Linked DNA regions of Homo sapiens: region 1 is linked to region 2. The links are chromatin contacts, found by Hi-C or POLR2A ChIA-PET in ENCODE. All regions are on one chromosome and are shown on one strand. Each heading gives the region's core, a stretch centred on a gene start or an enhancer-like site at or near the end of the contact. The rest is flanking DNA. Distances are from core to core; before and after follow the strand shown. Region 1 overlaps RGS3 (regulator of G protein signaling 3). Region 2 overlaps LOC105376223 (a long non-coding RNA gene).

What was found. Hi-C counts contacts between places; a loop is a spot of excess contacts on that map. ChIA-PET counts read pairs that join two places held with the same protein, here RNA polymerase II (POLR2A). Pooled maps may share reads with other maps.
Region 1: a pooled map shows a loop between it and region 2 (2.8-fold over the local background). The contact joins two enhancer-like sites. A Hi-C loop is called at or near these places in 1 of 168 maps with a recorded cell type or tissue (endothelial cell of umbilical vein) and 3 of 50 pooled maps. POLR2A ChIA-PET finds 5 or more read pairs at or near these places in 3 of 52 experiments (MCF 10A, WTC11 and activated naive CD4-positive, alpha-beta T cell).

Annotation. Positions count from the first base shown.
Region 1 is chr9:113,588,804-113,591,534 of GRCh38, reverse strand. It overlaps RGS3 (regulator of G protein signaling 3), which reads right to left. Exons shown (of 23, transcript NM_001394167.1): 19 at 138-202. Among named protein-coding and RNA genes, the nearest start is that of RGS3, 130 kb to the right of the region's middle. RefSeq lists enhancers at 1,567-2,066, 2,067-2,568. Within about 2 kb of position 1,439, at least 13 of the 41 ENCODE cell types and tissues checked have a DNase peak (open chromatin) inside an H3K27ac peak, as active enhancers do.
Region 2 is chr9:113,681,035-113,683,734 of GRCh38, reverse strand. It overlaps LOC105376223 (a long non-coding RNA gene), which reads right to left. Exons shown (of 3, transcript XR_930254.3): 3 at 1-1,829. Among named protein-coding and RNA genes, the nearest start is that of ZNF618, 190 kb to the left of the region's middle. Within about 2 kb of position 1,310, at least 4 of the 41 ENCODE cell types and tissues checked have a DNase peak (open chromatin) inside an H3K27ac peak, as active enhancers do.

The sequences.
Region 1 (2,731 bases), core at 190-2,689, 92 kb after region 2:
TTTTCCTTGGTGTCTGTCTGGGGTTGTGGGCGGGACCAGGCACAACCTCTTCTCCCCACCTGGACCCCTAGAGGAGAGACAAGCCCTGGGGCAAGGGAGGAAGAGGAGCGCAGAAGCCAGGGATCTTCCCAACGTACAGGTTTTTGCTCTTTCTCTTCCGGGAGGCTTCGTCATCATCCCCAACGGTGTCAGCCCCGCTCATCTGCGGAGAGAAGACAGACACGATGCAGTCTGGGCACCCAGGAACTCCTGCCTAAGTAAACAGAGGCTCAGAGACCCAACATTCCCTGCCACCAGCCCCTTCCATCCCCAAAGCCCCCACCCGCGGCACACAGGTGAGGGAGGGAAACCCCACTGCTGGGAACAGCCTGGCCATGAAGTGGAATCGGCCTGGCAGACTCTCCGGCCACAGGGATCTCCTCCTGGGACAGTCAGGTCCCCAGCTCACTGGGGAGAAGCCAGACGGCTGGCACTCAGGACAGAGGCTTCATTGCAGGCAGTGAGCAGGTGAGAGGGCAGGGCTTCTGCTGTGTCACTAGGCCAATCCCTGCCCCTCTCTAAGCCTCTATTCCTTAATTTCTAAAATCAGGATCATAATGATTAAGTCAGGATTCTGAAGTTCAAAGGAGACCTGAGATGGTCAGCAGTGTATAAAATAAATCATTACACAGGCCTGAGTGCACCTCTCTTGCCTTATAGCTTTCCATGGCTCCCTAGTGCCCTCGGGATAACATTCAAACTCCGTAACACGACTGGATCTACCATCTTAGGATCAGGGCAGAAAGTTCCATTCAGTTATTCCTTCAGTTATCTCTCCAGCCTGGCCCCTACTTCAGCAACCTCCTCAACTCTGCCTTCCAACCAACAGAAGGTCTTCATCTCCATGTGCAATTCCTTCCTCGGGGGATGCTTTTGTGAGTCTCCCACCTGCATGGATGGATGGATGGATGGATGGATGGATGGATGGATGGATGGATATGTGGATAGGTGGATGGATAGATGAGTGGATGGATGGATGGATGGATGAATATATGGGTGGGTGGGTGGATAGATGGATGGATGGGTGGATGGATGGATGAGTGGATGGATATATGAATGCATGGGTGAATAGATGGATGGGTGGGTGGGTGGGTGGATGGTAGATGAATGCATGGGTGAATAGATGGATGGGTGGGTGGGTGGGTGGATGGATGAAGGAGTGGATGAGTGGATGGATGGATGAATTACACCTTCATTTAGCTCATACTATAGGCCAGACCCTGGATGGGGCATAATTCAGATACTATCTCATTAAACCTCACAATAAACCTATAAAGTAAATAGAGGCTCAGAGAATTTAAGTCACTTCCCCAAGGAGACCCAGCATGTAAGTGACAGAGCTGGAATCTGCCTCAATTCAAGGCCTGTGTTTCTCCACCAGAGGATGCTGCTACTCAAAAATGCAAGGTCAGAACACATTTTAATGTTTCCTGTGAAAGACTCGGGAAGTGCTGCCTCCTTCCTGAGAATGCTGCCCCACCAGAGTTGTAAACATACATGTGTGTACGTGCACACAGAGGCACACACCGTATGGTGTGTGATTTCAGAGCAAGTGTTTGGAACCAGACCTGGATATAAATCCTGCTTTCACCAACTTTGGGTAAGTTTCCTAGCCTCTCGGCTTCCATTTTTTTAGCTATGGCTTAGGCATAGTGACAGCCACTTCACAGGGCTGATGGAAGGTTCACCAGGATAAACTCTGGACCCCAAGGCCCAGTCCTGGCACCCACGCTAACCTCAGTAACCAGTGGTCATTGCCCAGTGAGTGTTACCACTGTCACCATTCAGGGCACCCTTCAGTGCACATACAGGCTGCACTCATGCTGGCCTGGCAAGGCCATGCCCAAGGCCCCCACCCGTGGGAAAGAGCCCTCGGGCCCTGGGCTTCCTCCCATTCTAACCTCAGCTTCCGTACTTTATCGGCTCCACACAATGGGCCTGGGGACCACTCCCACCCAGCCGCCATCCTCAGCCTCTGCGCTGCTGGGAAATGGGCTCTTCCTTCCACTGTGGGGAGGAGAGTGTCTTCAGCAGGGACTGACCCAAGCCTAGCAGCCTGACAGAGGGGCTGGGCAGCTCTGGCCCTAGGAGTCAGCCCCCTGGGCTGCTGGGGAAACCCCAGCACCAAAAAGAGCCTGTGAGCCAAGGAGAAATTGAGGTGAAAAAATCGGGTTCTGATTCCCAGCCCTAGGGACTCACCATAGCTGCAGGGAGGCTTTGGCCTCTGACCTTGGAGGGGGCCAGAGTGGCTCCTCAGACTCTTCCCTCCCCTCCCACAGCTGCATCAATGCCTGCCCAGGGCCTAGTCTGCAAAGGCCCTCCAAAGGGATTCTCCTTTCCATCTTCTCCCCACTGTCTCACTATGTGACCTTGTCCAGCTGAAAAGCAGATGGAGGTGAGTCCAGGACCATACAGCCCTTCCTTCACTCCAGGCAGAATCCCTGGGCCCTGCCCAGCCTCATCCAGCCACCTCCAGGGACTAGGAGCTCACCACCTCTTGGAACAATAATTATAATTCTTACTGTAATTATAACTGTAATTATAGTAATGATTAAGAGTGTAGATTTTTAATTGCCTGGATTTGAAGCTTAGCTCAATCATTTATTAGCTCATTGACCTTAGCTCAGTTACATCCCTCTCTGTGCCTCAGTTTCCTTATTTGTAAAATGCGGGTAATAACCGGACTTCCCTC
Region 2 (2,700 bases), core at 61-2,560:
CCTTGTTAATTACTGCAGAGTAATTATAGTAAGAAGTGTAAGTACAGCAAGCATTAATGGGGAAAAGAACAGATTTCATGCACTAGCTCGCAGAACATTTGAACCAGAGATGGGCCTCCCCGCAGCCTGCTAGAATTCTGGAGGGGGTAATTTGGCCCCCTGAGTCACAGCCTGAGCCCAGCCCACCCCAGTTTTTCACGGCTTCTCGGAAAACCACCTCCAAGCTGGTATCTGCCTCAATAGAAGCCGTGGTGGGGCTGGGGGAGCCTGGGCCTTTCTGGGGTTAAAAATCTTGATTCTGGCTGGGCATGGTGGCTCACGCCTGTAATCCCAGCACTTTGGGAGGCCGAGGTGGGCGGAACACGAGGTCAGGAGTTTGAGACCAGCCTGGCCAACATGGTGAAACCCCATCTCTACTAAAAATAAAAAAATTAGCTGGGCGTGGTGGTGGGCGCCTGTAATCCCAGCTACTCAGGAGGCTGAGGCAGGAGAATCGCTTGAACCCAGGAGGTGGAGGTTGCAGCGAGCTGAGATCGCCCCATTGCACTCCAGCCTGGGCAACAAGAGCAAAACTCAGTCTCAAAAAAAAAAAAATCTTGATTCTATGTGTTTCTGAAAAGCTGGGTGGCATCAGGCAGATGGCTGAACGTCTCTGAGCCTCTGTCTTCCTATCTGTAAAATGAGGATAATTGATATCTCCCTCCTAGGTTGTTGTGGGCCCTAAAAGTGACAACATATGCTAAGTGCCCATTGTGGGTTTCAGCCAAGTTGCCCCCCTTCCCTCCCTTCCCAGTGTGGTAGAGAAAAGACACGGTCCCTGCCTGCCCACTGCAGGCCCTCCTGTGACTCTTCCCAGAAGAAATGGGGCAAGGCTGTCTGTTCATTGATGTGCTTCCTCTATTTTGAAAAACCAGGTTGATTTCAACAAGATTGATGAAAAATGTCTTCAAGATGATTGCTTCAGGCCCAGTGTTTCAAAAAGGAGTTGCTATTGGCAAAGAGGGAGTGCCACATCTTGATGAGGGGGACTGTACAGCTTGTGCGGGGCTGTTTGCCTCTCTGCCCTCCCCAGCCACACCCACATACGGACAAACACTAAATGCCAGTTGCATCCCACTAGGCAGAGAGAACCACAAACGCCCCAGGGCTGGAAACCACCGGGAGAACTGGCCTTGGGAGGTGCAAATGACGTCGGGGAGGAGAGTCTAATGTAAACTGTAAAGTGCTGGAGAGCCAGGGTCATTGCTGATATTCCAGAACCTACTCATTGGTCATTTCCAGCTGCTGGGAAGCGGATCTTGGACTTGAGTTTTGCCTTCCGGATGACCCTGAGACGCCCTCTTGTGGGCATCAGTGGTAGTGAGTGGCAGGTTTTCCAAGTTGCTCTCTCATTTGCAAGTGGAGCCTTGCTTTTCTTTTGGTCTTTTCTTTTCCTTTCTTTCCTTTATGTTTCTTTCCTCTTCCAGTGCTCTTTTATTCAGTGCCACAATTCTTATGAAGATTATATCTCCAAATACCACTTTTCTGTTCTCCAAAGTGTTAGAAGATGAAGATCCAATCTCATATGGATCCTACCTTTAAAAAAATTAATGTATTTTTGCTTTTTGAAGATCATTGTACAAAATTTTGAAAATGCCAAAAAGCACAAGCAAGCCAGTAAAACTCGAGAGTAAGCTTTCTAACTCAACCTAGCAGGCAGCAGGAGAAAGGAATGAGGGTACAGTCTTCCTGGTTCACCAAGTGTTGATATGAGCATTTCCGCAAAACATGTTGGCGATACGAGCTCAATTCTGAGCTCGTGAAGGAGGGTGGACATCTGGGCCTAGGAACTGAATGAGACAAAGCCGTTAGTCACATAACTGAGGATTCCATCTGAGCCTGTCTCCCCACACCCCTCTTTTTCTTCCCACAGAGACCATCCCGTGCAGTTAGTGCAGGGGATGGCATGAGCTCTGGAGTGTTCCATTCATTCATCTGTTCATTCATGGATTCATTCAACAATGCTCAATGATCATCTCTTGTGGGCCAGACCTTGTGCTGGCACCTGGAGATACAAAGCCTAAAATACAGTCCCTGCTACTCAGAACTCATGGTCTAGACTGGACACAGCTAGATAAACAGGAGATTACCAAGCATGCTCTGATGAGGGATGCTCTTACGGGGGTACTATGGGGTACTGGAGGCTAATCCTGGATCCACCACTCCTCAGGTATGTGGACAAGCCACATCCTCACTCTGATCTTCAGTTTCCCCATCTGTAAAAGGGGGATAACAGGACCGGCCTCATCACATTGTGGCGGCGATTGAATGAACATGAAGTACATGCATGAAACGTGTAGCACACAGAGCAGGTACTTGCTAAATACTCCTCTCCATCCATGCTAAATTCTTTCTTCAGACTCTGGAGATCAAATCTGACCAGGATCACCTATGACAGTCAGGTTGCCTGTTGGACTTTTGGGAACATCACAAAATTTTGTATGTAGTCAATGCCAGAAAGGGTGGCCTGGAAATTATCCAGCCAAGTCTCCTTATTTTAGAGAAGAGGAAACAGGGCCCAGAGAGGAGAGGAGTTTGGCCCAAGGTCACACAGAAGATCTGGAGAGCCTCTAGGCTTGGTCATTAAGGTTCCAATCTCTGCAGGGAGAAGGGAGATTCCCTGAACTTGAATCCAAGGCTCCTCAACTTACTGGGTTGGGC